Regions from separate parts of the Homo sapiens genome. Here region 2 is linked to region 1. A link is a contact called in ENCODE Hi-C or POLR2A ChIA-PET data. All regions are on one chromosome and are shown on one strand. The core of a region is the stretch at or near the end of the contact, and the rest is flanking DNA. Distances in the headings are between cores, read along the strand shown. Region 1 holds the start of MRM1 (mitochondrial rRNA methyltransferase 1). Region 2 overlaps LHX1-DT (LHX1 divergent transcript).

Evidence for each region. A loop is a pair of places that touch in the nucleus more often than their neighbours do. ChIA-PET counts read pairs that join two places held with the same protein, here RNA polymerase II (POLR2A). Pooled maps may share reads with other maps.
Region 2: POLR2A ChIA-PET joins it to region 1 with 13 read pairs in PC-9. The contact joins the enhancer-like site here to the promoter of MRM1 in region 1. A Hi-C loop is called at or near these places in 1 of 50 pooled maps. POLR2A ChIA-PET finds 5 or more read pairs at or near these places in 3 of 52 experiments (OCI-LY7, PC-9 and activated T-cell).

Annotation. Positions count from the first base shown.
Region 1 is chr17:36,600,005-36,604,306 of GRCh38, reverse strand. It overlaps MRM1 (mitochondrial rRNA methyltransferase 1), which reads right to left and starts at 2,724. Exons shown (of 5, transcript NM_024864.5): 1 at 1,955-2,724; 2 at 1,661-1,754. The coding sequence starts at 2,496. DHRS11 (dehydrogenase/reductase 11) reads right to left here. Exons shown (of 7, transcript NM_024308.4): 6 at 4,270-4,302; 7 at 3,503-4,145. The coding sequence ends at 4,104.
Region 2 is chr17:36,918,091-36,922,285 of GRCh38, reverse strand. The region is part of intron 1 of LHX1-DT (LHX1 divergent transcript); the gene reads left to right. Among named protein-coding and RNA genes, the nearest start is that of LHX1-DT, 16 kb to the left of the region's middle. RefSeq lists enhancers at 130-1,326, 3,107-3,624, 3,625-4,144. Within about 2 kb of position 1,470, at least 5 of the 41 ENCODE cell types and tissues checked have a DNase peak (open chromatin) inside an H3K27ac peak, as active enhancers do; they include PC-9, where a contact is called at or near this core.

The DNA.
Region 1 (4,302 bases), core at 1,475-3,974:
ACAGACCCTGGAATGCAGCAACATGGAGGCCACTGGTGACCTTGATGAAGCCTTTGATTCAGTGTGAGAGGAAGAGCTGACTGGTGTGAGATCAAGAGCGTGAGAGGGGAATGTTTGCTTGCATGCTGAAGAGAGTGTAAGAGAAAAGTGGATGCTGCAGGAAGAGGAGGAAAATTGCTACAGCAGTGTCTCTGAGTACGCAGGAAGGGATGGGGCCCCAGCACAGGCCCCTGCTTGGGGCACCTCCAGCTCTTCCACAGCAACAGGCGGATGACACTCTCCAGGTCAGATGCTGATGACAGTAGGGAGATGTGATGCCTGGAGCTTAAGTGGATGTTCTGCAGTGTTTCTGTGTTTTCAGAAGCTACCTGTTCAGGGGCTGGAAGTGATGAGTGGGAACCTCATCTCCTATCAGGCTTGGAGAAAGGGGCTCTCTACAAAAAAGTGAAGCCAAAAAATGCTTCTAGATATGTGCTGTTCAATATAGTAGCCACTAGCTACATGTGGCTATTAAGCAATTGAAAGGTGGCTAATTCAAATCGAGGTGTGTTGTATGTAAAACATTTTTTAAAGGAATGTAAAATATTTCATTAATAATATTTTTTAAAGGCCAGGTGCGGTGGCTCATGCCTATAATCCCAGCACTTTGGGAGGCCGAGGCGAGTGGATCGCTTAAGGTCACGAGTTCAAGAACAGCCGGACCAACATAGTGAAACCCCATCTAAATACAAAAAAAAAAAATTAGCTGGGCATGGTGTGTGCCTATAATCCCAGTTACTTGGAAGGCTGAAGCAGGAGAATCACTTGAACCCAGGAGGCAGAGGTTGCAGTGAGCCAATATTGCACCACTGCACTCCAGCTTGGGCAATAAGAATGAAACTCTCTCAAAAAATTAATAATATTAATAATAATTAAAATGATTACATGTTAAATTGATATTATTTTGGATATACTGGACACAATTTATTTAAAATGTCATCTCTTTACTTTTCAATGTGGCTACTAGAAAAGCTAAAACTACCTATGTTTCTCACACCATATTTTTATTGGACAGCGTTGTTCTAGACAGGTCCCAGAGCTCTCCCCCTTCTTAAGAGGGAAATTTCTCACCCTGCAGTTGGGGTGGGGGTTGGGGGGGGTATGGTCAGAGGGGATTCCATATGCAGAGCAATACTGCCTCCTTGTGTCCAGCAAGGGAAGCACAGCTGAAGACAAACGGATGGGAGAGGGGTTTCCAAGGTTTGTCTCTTGCTAGATACTAATGGCATAAAGATCTTCTTGTTCAAACATCCTTTCAAGCTGTGCCCTATTCGAGGAACTCAGGTCTCCTGTACGCAGCTCCCCACAGCTGAACAAAATGCATTTACTGAAGCCCGACCTAGTAGGCAAATAGACACTGAGGCTGACTTACAGAAGAGGCAAAGTGGTGCATACCTGGGGAAGGGGTGCAGGAAAGGGTATAACGCTAGGAAGAATTCAGCTAATGCTCCATTTGCCGTTTTAAAAACTCCAGGACCCTTCCATCCCCAGAGGGATTTAGAAGGCCAAAGGAAGCGGTGCCAACATGCCCCTTTCTCTCCCTCGCCAGGGGCTAGCTTCGTCCCCTTGAAGAGGCTGAGCTGGGCTCACATCTGTTCCTTCCCCTCTTGCCCCTCATTACCTGTAAAAATCCGGTGAGGTCATCAGTGGAGAACACGTCCATCACCTCCATAGCCCCCGCGCTGGACTTGCTGACTACTGGAGTGAGCGGGCAGCTGCAAGGTTTCCCCGTTCCCCGCATTAGGCTGGGCCATCTCAAGCCCGGCTCCCTACCCTCCCAGGGCTCCCAAGGGCTAGGGGGATGAGAGTTCTGGGACAGGTAAGTCTGGCTAAGGGATCACCCAAGGGCCAAGGTGCTTAGGAACTCGGCTGCGTCTCCAAGTTGGGGCACATAGAGAATGAGGGACGTCCGTGCCTGTTTCTCCGGCTGGTGATGACCTTATCCACTCCGAGGAAGTGTGCGGAACGCAGCACAGCCCCAAAATTCCGGGGATCCTGGATCCCATCGAGGACGAGCCACAACTGCTGGGGGTCGTCGCCTGGGCTCGCCTCCCCGGCCTCTCTCCAAGGCCGGGGCCGCAGCGGGCTCACCTCCATGCAGACACCCTGGTGGACCTGGTAGCGGCACATTGTGTCCAGTTTCTGCCGTCTGGGCCGCAGAACTGGAATGTCCCGCGCCTCGGCCATCCGGAGCAGCTCGGCCCGCTTCCCCTGCAGCCCAGCTTTACCCGCCTGGAGCAGGAGCCGGGCCACAGAGCGGCGGGCGGCCTGCAGAGCCAGGAGACACGGGGTCATGCCAAACAGAAGCTCCAGCCGAGAGGTCGGCACCAGGTCATCCAGCAGCAAGCGGCTTAGCTCCTCCCCACCAGGCCGCTCCCCATGCCGCGCTGCATGGGAGAAATGACGGGTGACGAGGCGACCCCAGGTCGCGCCCCGGACGGTCGAGAGCAATGCCATGGCGCAGCTCCCGCCAGGGACTCGATGCCCCTTGCTGCGTCCCCGGGAGCGGTAACCCGCGCCGCAGTTCGCTCCCAGGCTCCCAACACCGAGGTGAAGGGTACTCGACAGCCGTCTCCGCCGAGCTCTCTCGGACAGGAACAAACAGCCCCGATTACCCACAACTGGACTACCGAGCTACGACCACCCGCTCCCAGGCTCCCACGTGGGTCCCTCGCTTCCGGGTTCGGGAGCCCGCCCCTCCCCGGCCCCTTCCTGACGGTGTTTTGCGCATGCGTGGCTGCCAGGCTGTCCCCCACAGCGCCTCCCTCAAGGCTAGAGGAGCGGCGAGCTGAGCTGGCCGTACTACCGGCTGCGTCCTGTGTTCCTCGAGGTCCCAGGAGGCCGGGGACCGCATTCACCCACGCACCAGTGAAGGGCCCTTTAAGGAGATGGGTTGGCCTTCCTGGTCAACCAATTCAGTCTTGTTGCCTCCCTCCCCACATCCCGGCGCTGGTGATTTTTCCCAGAACTTCTCACTAGCCCATCACCAGCCAGCAGGACCCCAACAGTCACTTCCTATCCCGGGCCGCTGATTCTCTTCCTAAGTGACTCTGAGCCTGTCGTGTTCCTGCTGACAAGCTCACTAACGCCCCCGTCCCACAGGTAATGGCGAGACTCTTGCGCAGCACTCAGCCCCCCAGCGATCCAGGAAGGCAGGAAGGAGCTGCCTCTTCAGCCCCATCTGGCTCCTTGCTCCTGTGCTTAAGTTCTGAGCTGTTCGCACAGCACTGCATGCTCTTCCAGACCTCTCAGCCTTGCACACCTGTCTTCGCTTTGTCAAACTCCTACATGTTTTCAAGGCCCAAACAAACCCATTCCTGCTACCTAAGGTAATCCATACTCCCATGAGTGAGGCCCCCAATCCACCCACCTGGGACCTACCTGGAAGAAATTCTGAGACACAAGCACCCCTGATCACAGAGAAGGGGAAAGAATGGAAAGACACTCCTGAAGCCAAGGCAGATTGGTTGCGATTTTTCTTTTTTAATGATCACCATGAAATCCACTGGGCCAGGCCCTGGTGTTCTGCTGCCATAGTCAGAGTCAGAGTGGAGGGATGACCCCAGGAGGGGACAAGAAGCCAAGACTGGGCTGGGGAGCCGAGAAGGAGATAGATAAGGGGGAGAGGGTGCAGTGGGGCAGGCAGAGGAGGAAGTCTGGAGCCCTGGATAACAACACAGATATAAGGTGAAGGCCTCCCTCTGCCACCCCAGCCCTGAGCCACAGACGTTGAGGTGCAAGAAGATGGGGATTTTGGCCACAACTCCTTTCCCATGTCAAAGGGAAGACACTGAGAGCAGACAAAGGCCAAGTGCCCAGGGGCACAAGAACAAGTTAACAAGTAAAACAATTAGGGACACCACCTCCTTTCCCCAGCCCATTTTTCACATTTACAACTGAAGCAATTTGACAAGATGATATAAAAATCTCAAACAAATTTTCTAGCCCCTGGTCGGGGTGTGGACAGGAAGTGGTATCCCGTGATCCAGAAATCAACACCTAAAATCCAGAGGCAGGAGGCAAGCCATGAAGGGTGGGGAGGGAAGGAGGAGCTCCCACAGTCACTAGGTCACCTGCTCCGTGGGCCTCATCTGGATGTCTCCAATCTGTGGAAGGTACAAGGCATGAGGCAGCTGTGACACTCTCCCCTGGCCCTGCAGGGCTCCCTGCTCCCCTCCTCTGGGGCTGGTTGGGTTCCTCCAGTGAGTAGACAGTCAGGGCCAGACTCACCTGGATGTGTGCGGGGGTGCTGAGGACGTAGAT
Region 2 (4,195 bases), core at 221-2,720, 320 kb before region 1:
CTTCACCATCCACTGTGGTCTGGTCTTCTGCAGCCTGAGAGAACAAATGGGAGTAGGGTTCCCCTCCCTCTAAAGCATATATTGGGCTGACAAAAAACTCAGGAACAAACTTCCTTCTTTTTTATTTTTTTGAGACAAGGTCTTGCTCTGTCACCCAGGCTAGAGTGCAGTGGCATTATCATGGCTCCAACTCATGGGCCCAACCTATCCTCCCACCTCAGCCTCCCAGGTAGCTGGGACCACAGGAACATGCCACCACACCTGGCTAATTTTTAAATTTTTTATAGAGATGTCTCCCTATGTTACCCAGGCTGGTCTTGAACTCCTGGGGTCAATCAATCCTCCTGCCTTAGACTCTCAAAGTGCTCGGATTACAGGTGTGAGCCACCGTGCCCAGACTGCAAACTTCCTTCTTGTAGGGGGAACAGCAGAGCCTTGGGCCCCTTCCAGTCCCTGGCACAGACCTGGCTCACTCTTCAGAGAACATTCTCCCATAAATCCAGTCCACAGTCAGGTAGCTATCCTGGTTGCCTTTCACTCATGGTGTGACTCAGAGCAAGTCACTTCACCATTCTGAGTCACACCTTCCAGATCCACCTCCAGACCTGGGGGCTCTGTGGAAGGTGAGGCTTGGCGGAAGTGGTGGCAAGCGGAGCCCTCTTGAGCTCCTGTTTGGTGTAATAGCTCAGGGCTGGGCAGGAGATGAGACTTGGTTTTGCCCCTAAACCTAACTCAAGTTACATAAAGATTCTTCAAAAAGCAGGCAAGGCAGGGCTTGGTAAGATCCCTGCTGAGCCCGTGAGAGGCGGAGAGCCAGGGCAGAGGCAGCTTAAGTAGCAGTTCTTCCCTGATCCCCTGACTGTGTAATCCAGTTGCTCAGAGAATGGAAAATCCCTTTCGCCTCCCCTGGTCTCCTCCCCCACAAAGGCCTCCTAATAGGCCTGCCAGCTTTGGGGTGCTAATCTGCCCAGACATCACTCTGTGAGCAGGTTGCCCAGGGTTCCAATCCCAGCCGCCCCACAGTGGGAGATGGGGAAGGCTGGGCGGGGAGTGGTTCTGGGGAGTTGAGTGTGGGGGATTGCCTGCTCTCTGGCCTGCCCAGAAGATCAGAGAAACAAACAGGCTCTGTGCTGAAAGAAACTTTGGGGATGGAGACAGGGCACAGGATTGGAGGGAGGTGGGCAGCAGGGCTGGGTCCCCTGGCAGAGGTGCCTTGGGTGGGGCTTATTATGAAACAGTCCCTGTCACTTCATCCGCCAAGCTCCTTTCATTTTTATTTAAAAAGGGCCCCCTCTCCAGCAACTTCACCTCCCCACCCCCTACACTTTCACTCATCCATCCACTGAGCCGCTGACAGCTGCCCTGCGGGTGAACTCCTGATCCTCCTGCGGCTGGGGCTGGAGCAATACTGGAGGGGCTCAGGCCAGATCACTGCCCCCCTCCAGCCCTCCACCCTCACCTCCCAACACACTTACTCACTCACTCCAGATAGGCCCACCTCCGGTCCCCTGAGTCAGCCAGAGAGAGAAGAAAACGAAGGAGGTGACAAAGCAGAAAAAAGGACCGGGAGGAGGATGAAAAGAAATAAAGAGTGGAGAAGAGGAAGAAAAAATCAGAGGGCTAAAAATCAAACAGTGAAGGAGGAAAAGGGAGGAACTGGAGAAGGAAGGAAAGAGAGGAGGAAATGAAGTACAAGGAGAAGATGGAAAAGCAAGAGGAGAAAGGAAAGAAGGAAGGAGGGAGAGAGAGAGAGGGCAGAGGCTGGAAGGCTGGAGCCCAAGCCCAAGCTATCATCCTTAATAGCTGAAGATGCTGAAGGGAGGGGAAAAAACAGGGTTGGGGAGGACTGGCGGGAGGAGGAGACCGCACAGGCAGGAAGGGAAGTACGAGGTTGCTCCAGGTACGAAGCATGAGCCTGGATGGAGCCTCACCCACCCAGCTCCCAGCTCTGGAAACACAGCCCTCCCCCTGGACGAAGGTCCCTTGGTGCAATGCCGCAGACTGTGTCCACGGCCATGCAGGCTGCAGACAGAGGAATCTCTCACTTGGGGTGGTCAGAGTTGTGGGACCGGTTGGATGGAGCCCTACACTCTCTTCCTAGGATGGCAACAGCGTCCGCCCCAGGCTGCATGACCATGCCAGTTTCAGCTGGCTTCACCGCCTGCAGCGTCTGGGTCCTGCCTGCTCCCTTTGGTTACAGTTAGAAATTTCTCCTGATTTGAGATTTTATCTTACAATGGACTGGGCCTTAAAGACCAAGTACTTTCCACCTCCTCATTTTATAGATGCGAAACAGGCCTGGAGAGGGGAAGAAACTTGTTTACAGTCACATTGTGAGTTAATGGGGAGCTCTGCCTTTCTAAGCTCAAAGACCAAGGCTGAGACAATAGCCAGAGAGGACAAGGGAGTGTGGTGTCTCTGCAGAGGGCTCAGCATTTGATTCCCTCTGCTGGGAACACGGCCACAGCATTTTATATCCTAGATGAGAGAAAACATTTGTGGCTACGGTAGTTCCCGTATTTTAAGTACCTACGATACACCAGCTTTGGCATACATTATTCTCAATAACTCCTCATACATATCCTGTCATGTAGATATTCCATGTCCTGCATTTACAGAGAAATAAACCAAGGCCCAGAGAGGTTGAGTAACTTGTCTGAGGTCACACAGCTAGGAATTTGAGCCGGGATTTGCTCAAAGCTCATGCTGAATCTCTTATGCCATGCTGTCTCTTGGGTGTCCATAGCCAACACTCTTCTTCCCTACCTCATTCCTACCCCACCACCCCATACATAGCCCAGGGATTAAATCTGAGACGTCCTCATGGCAGCTGGAACTGATATTGCCAGGGAGAACGCAGCTGGGTGGACCTGACCATGTCTCCTCATCTCCCCTCAAAGACCCCACAAAGACAAGGGGAAGGTCCCCTGAGACTCTGTATGATTTATCTGATGATATTGTTATTTTATGGGACGGGCCAAAGAGGTGTCAGGAAGCAAGTTCGCTGTAAATCTCTTTTCTCTGCTCCCTTTCCCTCTGCCCGTCCCCTCCTGGGATTTATGGTGAAATCTGTTCAGAGCTAGGGACTTGGGGCTTTGGGTTCAGGCTTGGGGTGGTACGGCAAGGGACCATACATCTTCCTTCTCTGGGATCTGCTAAAAGTGTGCTACCCACACCCCATCACGAGCTGCAGCATTGAGTCCACAAAGCCCTTATTAAGATCCCATGGCACTCGAATAGCTCTGCAGACAGAACACATGACTTGCAGTGGAGATGTGTTATCTGGACCCACCCATAGGCTGGTGGCCCATGTGTGGCCCCCTCACTGGTGGGCATGAGTTTCTGAATCCAGCCAGGAACCCGGGAGCAGAGCCCACCTGGGAGCAGATGTGTGACCCCCACACAATAGCTCTGAGGCCAGGAAGAAGTGGCGGGGCTGGGGGTGCTCCTCATGGAGTGGCAGGTCAGGGGCTAGCTGGAAAGGAACCTGCTTCTGGGTCCTTTTTGAGATGGGGGTGCACAGGAAGGAAGGCAGCTTGAAATTTGCTCCCTGCCCCAGGGCAGGCAGTCTCAAAGCGACTGGCCCTGCAAACACTGCTGTGAGCTCTGTCACTGGGGGTGAACACAAGGTCACACACTTGAGAGGGCAGATGAAGGCTGGGCACCCTATCCACCTTCACACTTCTGCCCTCCTCGGGGGCTTTCACATCTGCAAATGCTGGGCTGATTGTCCTGAGCTGAGCTTGTCCAGTCAGAGGCCAGTATGTGCTGGTTGCCGCCAGAGGCCTAGAGACAGCTCAGTCCAGGGAGGGAAGAGACAGGAATGAGAGGAGGGCAGAGGAGGGGAAGAGGAGGGAAAGGAGGAGTTAAGAAGGGGAGGGGAGGAGCAGGAAGAGGAAAGGAGGAGATGCTAGCAAAAGCCTTTCCTGACCTGCCCCCCACCCACACCTCTCCTCCACTGTGATGAGAAATCTTCTCTCATCACAGCTCCTTAGAGGGTGCTAGTGTGGCCTCCCACCCACGGTGGCCTCCAGTATTCATGAGCCAGTTGTTGCAGAGGAATTTCTTCAAACAGCCCACGGCCTCTGGATAATGCGTCTTGAGCACCCATGACTCCCCACAGTCCCAAGTCCAGTGTGCAGAATCTTAGGGAGGGCTGGGTGAATCCTGGCTAAATGAATACAGAGAAAAGAAA